Linked DNA regions of Homo sapiens: region 1 is linked to region 2. A link is a contact called in ENCODE Hi-C or POLR2A ChIA-PET data. All regions are on one chromosome and are shown on one strand. The core of a region is the stretch at or near the end of the contact, and the rest is flanking DNA. Distances in the headings are between cores, read along the strand shown.

Evidence for each region. A loop is a pair of places that touch in the nucleus more often than their neighbours do. ChIA-PET counts read pairs that join two places held with the same protein, here RNA polymerase II (POLR2A). Pooled maps may share reads with other maps.
Region 1: a map of PC-9 shows a loop between it and region 2 (2.3-fold over the local background). The contact joins the enhancer-like site here to the promoter of PLA2G6 in region 2. A Hi-C loop is called at or near these places in 2 of 168 maps with a recorded cell type or tissue (PC-9 and endothelial cell of hepatic sinusoid), 9 of 37 single-sample maps with no recorded cell type and 5 of 50 pooled maps. POLR2A ChIA-PET finds 5 or more read pairs at or near these places in 9 of 52 experiments (BJ, CD4-positive, alpha-beta T cell, CD8-positive, alpha-beta memory T cell and 6 more).

Annotation. Positions count from the first base shown.
Region 1 is chr22:38,298,136-38,302,861 of GRCh38, forward strand. It overlaps TPTEP2-CSNK1E (TPTEP2-CSNK1E readthrough), which reads right to left. Exons shown (of 15, transcript NM_001289912.2): 8 at 4,726; 9 at 2,589-2,817; 10 at 1,760-1,930; 11 at 651-799. CSNK1E (casein kinase 1 epsilon) reads right to left here. Exons shown (of 11, transcript NM_152221.3): 4 at 4,726; 5 at 2,589-2,817; 6 at 1,760-1,930; 7 at 651-799. Among named protein-coding and RNA genes, the nearest start is that of CSNK1E, 17 kb to the right of the region's middle. RefSeq lists enhancers at 184-1,384, 1,267-1,940. Within about 2 kb of position 1,281, at least 7 of the 41 ENCODE cell types and tissues checked have a DNase peak (open chromatin) inside an H3K27ac peak, as active enhancers do; they include PC-9, where a contact is called at or near this core.
Region 2 is chr22:38,178,612-38,183,706 of GRCh38, forward strand. PLA2G6 (phospholipase A2 group VI) reads right to left here and starts at 3,219. Exons shown (of 17, transcript NM_003560.4): 1 at 3,053-3,219. RefSeq lists enhancers at 1,622-1,791, 2,072-2,141, 2,772-3,221, 3,171-3,465, 3,382-3,491.

The sequences.
Region 1 (4,726 bases), core at 31-2,530, 120 kb after region 2:
CGGGGACAGAAAGGTCCCTTCGCTGTCATGGGGCTGTCACGGGGCTGAGCCTGGCTCGAGGAAGCCCCCTTTTCCAGAAGAGATGTGAAACAAGACATACAATTTCACAGATTCCAGAGCTCTGGGTACGGCCGGCCAATGCTGCTCCCCACCCAACCCCACCCCTGGGACTCTTAAAAGAGGGAAACAGAACAACTGCCTAGCCAGACCCAGGGGCCCATGACCAAGAAGAAAGCAAGCACCATGACTGGGTCCAGGCTGGCCCGAGGGGCCATGGTGCAGGTAGCCACCTGGGATGTGCAGAACAGGAGCAGCAGGACGGTGTAGGCAGCAATCAGGGCAGCAGGGGGCGCCGCCAGCACCACCCATGCCCTGCTGCGGGCACCCAGGAGGGACCCCAGGTGAAGCCAGATCCTCCTTGTTCCGACGGGAGACAGCGCCCTGCCTGGGCCCTGCTGCCCATGGTGGCACAAGCTGTCAGCACGGATGAGGCTGGAGGGCTCTGGGACCCCAGTGAGGTCAACCACACTGTCCAGCTCGTACCTCCCGTCTGTCGGGAGCCCCTCCCGCCACCAGCTCACTCTGGCCCTCTGAGTCAGGGCCTTCCCCATCCAGTCCCCCAAGCCCGCCTTGGCCTCCAGGTGACTCACGAATTTCAGCATGTTCCAGTCAAAGACGTAGTCATAGGAGAAGCCCTGCCGGTGGAAGAGGTTGCGGAAGAGCTGACGTAGGTAAGAGTAGTCGGGCTTGTCGTCAAACCGCAGGGAGCGGCAGAAGTTGAGGTATGTTGAGAATTCGGCTGGAGGGTGTTGCAGAGGATAGAGAAGGCCACTGTGAGGCCCACGCTCCCAGACCCCCTGCAGCCAGCACTGTCCTAGCCACCCACTGTCCCTAGATACTTCCAATCTGTGAGAGGCAAGAAAAGGAGGCAACAGAGCCATGGCCTTCCCTATCCTACTGTGATGAAAGCCTAGCCTGCCCGTGAGCAGAGCCTCTGCTGCTTTCAGAGCAAGGGAAGACCTGCGAACAGTGGCCAGGAGCCTCTGCCAGGTAGCCGGATCCAGGAGCCATCCATGCCCACAGCTCTTCCGCTGCCCTCGCCAAGCACCCTGGGGCCCACAGATCAATCGTTGCCATAAATTCAAAGGACTGCAAGAGCCTGACGGGACCTTCTAACACAACCTAAGCAAGAAGAGGAAAACTTCCAATTCCTCCTCAAAAACACTGGGGAGAGGGCCCTTGGGAGATGAGGCAGGAATGTAGGCCGGGAAGCAACAGGTGTAACAGCCAGGACAGGGAAACCGGGCCTTCTGGCTGTGCCAAGGAGTGGCAAAGAGCCAGGGATTACTGCTCAGGTGCCAAGGGCTGTGGGGCAGCCCAGTGTGGGCTTTGTTGTTGTTGTTTTTGAGATGATGTCTCGCTCTGTCACCCAGACTGGAGTGCAATGGTGCAATCTCGGCTCACTGCAACCTCCGCTTCCCAGGTTCAAGCAATTCTCCTGCCTCAGCCTCCTGAGTAGCTGGGATTACAGGTGGGGCTAATTTTTGTATTTTTAGTAGAGACAGGGTTTCACCATGTTACTCAGGCTGGTCTCGACCTCCTGACCTCATGATCCACCTGCCTTGGCCTCCCAAAGTGCCAGGACTGCAGGCGTGAACCACCGCGCCTAGCCCCAGCGTGGGCTTTGTATGGCCTCACCTTTCCCTTAGACAGTGCCTCAGGGGCCCCCAGGCATGTCCCCTCCCACTGGGCTACTCACAGGGATAGCCTTTGCAGAGGACCTCGATGGGCGTTGACATCTTCTTCTCGCTGATCCGTTCATACTTCTGGCGCTTGGTGGCTGCTTTGAGCCCCTGCCAGGGCAGGGAGCCCAGGTTGAAGTACATGAGCACGTAGCCCAGGCTCTCCAGGTCATCTCGACGGCTTTGCTCTGCACAGAGAGTCAAAGACTAGGTGAGGGACAGGGGTCCACTCAGGCCCCTAACTCATCCTCTGGGTCATGCTCCTCACAATGCACCAGGACCCTCCTGCCCCCACGTCGGATGTTGCTCACTGCACGCATTTTAAACAGGCACTGCTATTATCCTCCTCCTACAGAGAAGAAGCCTGAGGCAGGGCCTTCTCAACTTAATTTGGGCCTAGTTTTTCCAGTTCAGGCACTTAATCATTCAATGACTATGAGAGGGCACCTACTGCCCCCTTGCCTGGCCCACCCCGTGGAGAGGTCACAAGCTTCAGCATCAGACAGGGCCGGGGTCAAGTCCAGCTTTGGCATTAGCTAAGCTGCATGACCTTAAGCAACCCATGTTAAACCTCTGAGCCTGTATCTTCCAGCCTGCACCAACAGGGCGGAGGAGGAAGCAGGGCCAGGGAAGGCGCCCGGCACACACAGCTTGGCTTACGAAGGGGAAGACCCGACTGTGCAAGGACACGGAATAAGCACGAGCTTGGGGGCAGACGGGGTGGGGACTTTCTCACTAGAAAAGAGCCTGGGGGCCTCCATCAGGGTAGGGGGTGAGAGGGCTCCAGAGAGCTGGGCCCCAGCCAGTGGCCCCGGGTGCACACTGCTCCAGGCCTGGCTCCCTCACCAATGCCCAGGTGCGTGTTGATGGAAGCGTAGCGGGCCGTGCCGGTCAGGTTCTTGTTTTCCCGGTAGGGAATGTGCTGGTGGGTGCGGGCGTCCCGGTACTTCTTGGCCAGGCCGAAGTCGATGATGTAGACCAGGTTGCCCTTCTTCCCCAGCCCCATGAGGAAGTTGTCGGGCTTGACGTCCCGGTGGATGAAGTTCTTGGAGTGGATATACTCGATGCGGCTGATCTGGGGAGGAGGGGGGCCATTTGTTCAACAGAGGGGCCCTTGCCTAGCACTCTGGGCCAGGCAGGGGCTGGGGCCACAGAGGTGGAAAGGCAGAGGGAGAAAGGCCTGCCTTCGACCATGAAGGATAACTAAGGGGCAGGCCAGAGAAGGCCTCCTGGAAAATGTGACATCAGGATGAACTCTAAAGGGGGAGTTCACCAAGTTGGCTGTGAGACAGAGAAAGAGAGTATTGCAGGAAAGCTAATGGGAAGATCCAGAAATGAAGAGTCTGCTAGAAAGGCAACTGGTTCCCCATGGAAGGCTTGCCTGCCCGGCCCCACACTCACAGGACTTAGGGAGCCAGAGAGGCAACAGATGTGGGCGAGGGGCAGGCAGGGAACATGGGGGAAGCCTAGACCAGGAAGAGGTGACAGAGGCAGAACACAAAAGACAGGGCTTCCGAAGGATGCCAAACTCAGACAGGCACATGGCCCTCTTTCCTTTGATATTTTTTTTTTTGAGATGGAGTCTCGGTCTGTTGCCCAGGCTGGAGTGCAGTGGCAAAATCTCGGCTCACTGCAACTTCTGCCTTCAGGGTTCAAGTGATTTTCCTGCCTCAGCCTCCCGAATAGCTGGGACTATAGGCACGCGCCACCACACCTGGCTAATTTTTTGTATTTTTAGCAGAGATGGCGTTTCACCATGATGGTCAGACTGGTCTCAAACTCCCGATCTCAGGAGATCCGCCTGCCTCGGCCTCCCAAAGTGCTGGGATTACAGACTTGAGCCACCTTTTCAGTCGAGTTTTTAAAACTCAAACTAATATCCATCCACATGCCGTGGCCTCTGGCTCTGGCCCCAGGTTCAGCACAGCTCAACATCTCCTGCACCTTTCTTGAGTTTCACACCATGAGGGGCTCTGGCGACCCTCTGCTCACACACCTTCAGCCTACATCGCAGGGCTTTTGCAGACCAAGATTAAAACCCCTGTACGAGATCTCCACATTCCATTCCAAGTTCAAAATTCTACAGTTTTGTATTTTTAAGAAGCTTTCCTCCCTATGCTGATGAAGGGCTTAGTACTTAACAACAGCCTGTTAGAGGGGCCTGTTTTGGCAAGGCGCTGAATGGTATCTCACCTAATCCCCTCAACAACCAACAAAGGAGAGACTCTCACATGAGGCCACTGAGGCTCAGAGAGGTTCGGCGTTCACCTACGGTCACTGGTCTGGAACAGGACCAGGTCTGTGTGACCGACCGCAGGCTTTACATTACCCAGGGCAGGCCAGACGTGGTGGATCATGCCTGTGATCCCGTGTTAATTCCCATCTTGGGAGGCCAAGATGGGAAGACTGCTCAAGGCCAGGAGTTTGAGACCAGCCTGGTCAACACAGTGAGACCCCCATCTCTATTTCTTACAATTAAATGATATTTTTGAAATAAATAAATAAAACTACCCCAGGCAGAGTCCCAGGCCCTGACTCGGCAGGTCTGGAGTTGGGCCTGAAATCACATTTTAAATAAACAACTTGGCTGGGCACGGTGGCTCACGCCTGTAATCCCAGCACTTTGAGAGGCTAAGATGGGCGGATCACTTGGTAAAACTCTGTCTCTACTAAAAATACAAAAATTAGCCCAGCGTGGTGGCAGGTGCCTGTAATCCCAGCTACTCATGAGGCTGAGGCAGGAGAATCGCGTGAACCTGGGAGGCGGATGTTGCAACGAGCTGAGATCGCACCACTGCGCTCCAGCCTGGGCGACAGAGTGAGACTCCGCCTCAAAAAATAAATAAACACCTACAATTCTATAGCCAGTGGACAAGGTCCCCTGGCCCAGGCCCATCCTCTGGCATCCTCTGGGGGCAGGAGGCAGGGCTGGTATCCTGGGCCCACAGGCATCTGGCTGGGGATGGAGGGGACGGGGACTCACC
Region 2 (5,095 bases), core at 1,969-4,468:
CCCAGAACTTTGGGAGGCCGAGGCGGGTGGATCACTTGAGGTCAAGAGTTCAAGACCGGCCTGGCCAACATAGTGAAACCCCATCTCTACCAAAAAATACAAAAATTAGCTGGGTGTGGTGGCGTGCACCTGTAATTCCAGCTTCCTGGGAGACTGAGGTGGGAGAATCACTCAAACCCAGGAGGCGGAGGCTGCAGTGAGCTGAGATCGCACCACTGCGCTCCAGCCTGGGCAACAGAGTGAGACCCTGTCTCAAAACCAAAACAACCAACCAACCAAAAAAAACCCCACAAAATCCCTGACATCCTGGAACTTATATTTTAGACAGAGCTACTAATAATAAAGAAGATAAACAGGTAAATATTTACAAAGGTTTTAGATGACAATTAACTACTGAGGAGAAAAACCAGAGAATGGGGATAGGAAGTGCTGAGGTGGAGAGTGAAATTTTAGATTGGGTGAGGAGAGAAGTCTTCACCAAGAAATTGATCTTAAATAAATACCTGATGGAGAGAGATGAAAGTCATATGAATAGCTAGGCAAAGAGAGCGTGTGCAAAGGCCATGGGGCTGGAACATGTTTAGCGAGTTCCAGGAAAAGCAAGGAAGCCAGTGACATCAGAGAGGCAACAGGGGGCCAGGCATGTGCCATGAGAGGAGAGGCCACTGCAAAGAAACAACATTTTAACAAGATCACTCTGGCTGGGTGTGGGGTAAGAAACAGAGAGGCATCATAGATAATCTCACAGCTTTGACCTGAGCAACTGAATGAACAATACTCCTATGTCCTAAGATGAGAAAGAGAGTGGGAGGGACATGTTTTGGTGAAGAGTGGGGTCAGGGATGGAGGGCAGAACTAACAGGAGCTCAATTCTAAACTCTTAAGTTTGAGGCCTGGCGCGGTGGCTCACACCTGTAATCCCACCACTTTGGGAGGCCAAGGCAGGTGGATCACTTGAGATCAGGAGTTCGAGACCAGCCTGGCCAACACGGTGAAACCCCGCCTCTACAAAAATACAAAAATTAGTTGGGCATGATGGCGCATGCTTGTAATCCCAGCTACTTGGGAGGCTGAGGCAGGAGAATCAGGAGGTGGAGGTTGCAGTGAGCCGAGATCGTGCCATTGCATTCCAGCCTGGGTGACAGAGTGAGACTCTGTCTCAAAAAATAAATAAATCAATAAATAAATACTTCAAGTTTGAAAAGCCTAAGTTTGAGGTGCTGAGTAAGCAACTAGATTTGAGTATGTCATTCCAGGGAAAGGTCTGGACTGGACTGGGGATATAAATTTGTGGGCTGACAGAATAGAGACGGCACTTAAAGAAATAAGACTGGATGAGATCACCATCCGAAAACGAGAAGAGGCATTTAAGACATGACCCTATCAAAATCCACTGTGAAAGACACAGAACATATTCTCCCAGGGAGCCACCCTCTACAAAGTGAAGTTTGTAACACACTCTTCACTACGGCCCCTTACTCCTTGCCTACCTACTTCCCCCAGCACACACACCCAATAGATGTCTGCAGACACACACACACACACACACACACACACACACACACACACACAGAGTATTTAAATTTCTCCTTTCTGTATCTCTTAGTGATGTCATTCTGCTGAGTAAGAGGGAAACTCCCTTTTGGGGAGTCTCTCATGTAACAAGAAAGTAATCCACGGAAGGAACAAGAAGTGTCCTAAACAGTAGCAAACCTTACACATCAGGACAATCACACAGGCTCTGGTGTCAGATTCCAGCTTCAACCTCATCGGTGTGACCTCAAGCAACTCATGCGCCCTCTTTTTCTCATGTGAAGTGAGAATATCATTGGCCACACCAAGGGTAGCCTAGAACATCAGACAGTCCGTAAATATTTGTTAGATAAACGATGACTGAATGAATGGTGAAGAGAACATATACAGAAGAGCCTGACTCACAAGAGGTGATGAACAAACACTGCCAAATGATACACTGAAAGACAAGGGACCTCCTGCTCATCCTTCTCTCCTTGTCTTCTCATTCTAGCCCTTTCCCTTTCCACTCCTTTCAATTCTGCCTATGACCCAACAGTAAAATCATGTATTTGTACAGGGCCATACTGGTTATAAAGCTTTACCTTCTACATTTTCTCATTCAAATTTTGAACCTCATGGCAGACTTACGAGGGCAGGAGGTACAGTTCCCCTGTCACAGATGAGGAAACTGAGACTTGGACAGAAAACAGGTTCCAAACTCCAGGCAGAAACTCTAACAAAAACAATGCATTCAAAAACAATGCATTCAGCCCAAGGGTGCAGCCTCAACGTTGCCAAACCGAACCTGCCTGACATCCTGTTGGGCGGGTAAGAGGCAGGTGAGGGAAAGACCCAGAAGCTAGGGGGAGGTATTCGTTGGGGTCATGTGGGTAGCCCATTAAAAATACGGCCACAGGTCCCCTTGCCCTGTGCCCTCCCTGTCCCACACCCACAGGCTTGCCCCGACCCAGTCCCATGATCACCCTGGTCACATGCTCCCTGTCACCAGCTTCCAAGTCATCTGTGGGAGCAGGAGGTGGACACAGGATTAGGGGTGGGAGACTCTGGGGTGGCCAGGCTGAGGGGAAGGAGGGAGCATGTCGGGGGCAGGTCTGGAGGCACGCGAGAGAGGAAAGGCAAGGAAAAAAAGCAGGGAGGAAAGGCAGGAGAAGCAGGGAGTGAGAAATGAGTAGAGGCACCACGAAAGGTGGAGACGGACGTGAAGTGGGGAATCAAGTGAGCACTTAGAGGAGCACAGGAAGGAAAATTAGGACGGCCAATGGGGCCTAAAGAGGCACTGAGGGTCGGGGAAAGAGAAGAGATGGATTGACTCGGGAAGTTAGGGATACTGAGGGAGACACACGGAGGAGACTGGGGTTCAGGGGAGAAACTCAGGGTCGAAGCTGGGGTCCCTGGGGTCCACAAGTTCGAGATGAGACACGGGCGGTCTCGGGATGGGAATTGGGGACGCAGGGGGATGAAAAGATGGAAGGTGGGGGCACTCAGGGAGTCACATAAGGGTTAATGGAGGACATGCCTCAGAATCGGAGACACGAGGAATATCCAAAGGAGGGTCCGGCGGAGACTTGGGAGTCCGGAGCGCCGAGGAAGTTGGGGAACGGACCCCCAGGCCCCGCCCACCCGCGAGGTCACTCACCTCGGCTTACTCAGCACTTCTACTTCCTCCTACTTCCGCAAACAAACGGGCCTCGGGCCACGTGATGGCCTGACCACCGCTCTCCGCCAATCACTGGTGGCCCTGTCCCAGGCCTCCTCTAGGCTCCGCCCCCGCGCCCGAGGACGGCGGGAGGCGGGGTCCGCCATTTTTTTTAACTGCCCAATGGAAGGGGCTCCCTTAGCCAGGAGGACGAGCTTTCGGCGGGAGCCAATCCTCGGCGGCGAGGCGCGGCCATGTTTGTGCGGGGCAGAAGGTGCCCGGCTTCTTGGCAGTCCTGTTGATGAGGGCCAGGAGTCCTACCCTAGTCCGCCTTCCGCCTCCTAAAGCGACCAGAGCCTGGAGTCTGAAGTTACTGTTAATGATTGCTCGTAAAGATAAAAATAAAGGCAACAGAGGCATAGGGCATAACAAGGAGGAACCTGTTTTGATTTTTGCCAGGTAGCCTCAAGCCAGGGTTGCCAGATGTAGCATATAAAAAATACGGGATGTTAAGTTACATTTGAATTTCAGCTAAACAGCCAATACATTTTTTTCCGATAGAACAGAAATTGATTATAGCTTTTTTATTTTTCACAACTAAGGCCAAATTCCCTAGGGGAATTACCACATGTCCTTTTTTTTTTTTTTTTTGAGACAAGTCTCGCTCTGTCGACCATGCTGGAGTGCAGTGGCACGATCTCGCTCACTGCAACCTCCGCCTCCCGGATTCAAGCGATTCTCCTGCGTCAGCCTCCCGCGTAGCTGAGATTGCAGGCGCCCGCCACTACGCCCAGCTAATTTTTTGTATTTTTAGTAGAGACGGGGTTTCACCATGTTGGCCAGGCTGGTCTCGAACTCCTGACCTCAAGTGATCTGCCCGCCTCAGCCTCCCGAAGTGCTGGGATTACAGGCGTGAGCCACCACGCCCGGCTCCGAAATTTTTAACATAAGTATAATATACTAAGTTTAGTATTGTGTTAAAAATGTGTGCATTGTTGTCTGGCAACACACCCTGAGCCAGTCTCAGGAAATACCTTAGCACTTTCAGTAGGAACTTGGGCAAATGATCTCTGTGAACCTCAGACCCATCATCCAGGAAGTGGGCACAGTAATACAAGATTGTTGTAATATCTAGAAGTAAATTGGTCCCCATTCGTGCACATAGTGGGATTTCAATAAATGGCAGTTGTTAGGGTTAATAATGCCGATAATGAGGTATTTTGCAGAGAAGCCAGGAGACTAGACTTTAGTCACACATCTGCTTCGGACTGAGCAGGTCATGTCCTCTCTTCAGCCCACTGGCTTGGTTGGACCTTTTCTTTCCCTAATAATCACCCAACCCTAGGTCTAGATGAATCTGCCAGACTGCTCTCCATTTACGTGGGAAGTATAGTTGCGGGTGTCATTCTTGTGAAAAGAAGCGTGTAGGCCGGGTGCGGTGGCTCACGCCTATAATCCCAGCAGTTTGGGAGGCTGAGGCGGGTGGATCACTTGAGGTCAGGAGTTTGAGACCAGCCTGACCAACATGGTGAAACCCCATCTCTACTAAAAATACAAATAATTAGCTGGGTGTGCTGGCCATAGTCTGTAGTCCCAGCTGCTCAGGAGGCTGAGGCAGGAGAATTGCTTGAACCCAGGAGGCAGAGGTTGCAGTGAGCCAAGATCATGCCACTGTACTCCAGCCTGGGTGACAGAGCCAGACTCTGTCTCAAAAAAAAAAAAAGTGTGTTTCCTCCTTAGTCCGTCTAAAGATATTAGTGCCTAGACAGGGCAGCCAATGCAACTTGCGCAAGGTTTAGTTAAGAATCTTCACAGGTTAATGAAATTAACCATCTTAACTAATATCTGTACAGAGCTTTACCAGTTACAAAGTGACTTCACTTCCATCATATCCTCGTGTCCCCATTTTACAGGTGAGGAAAT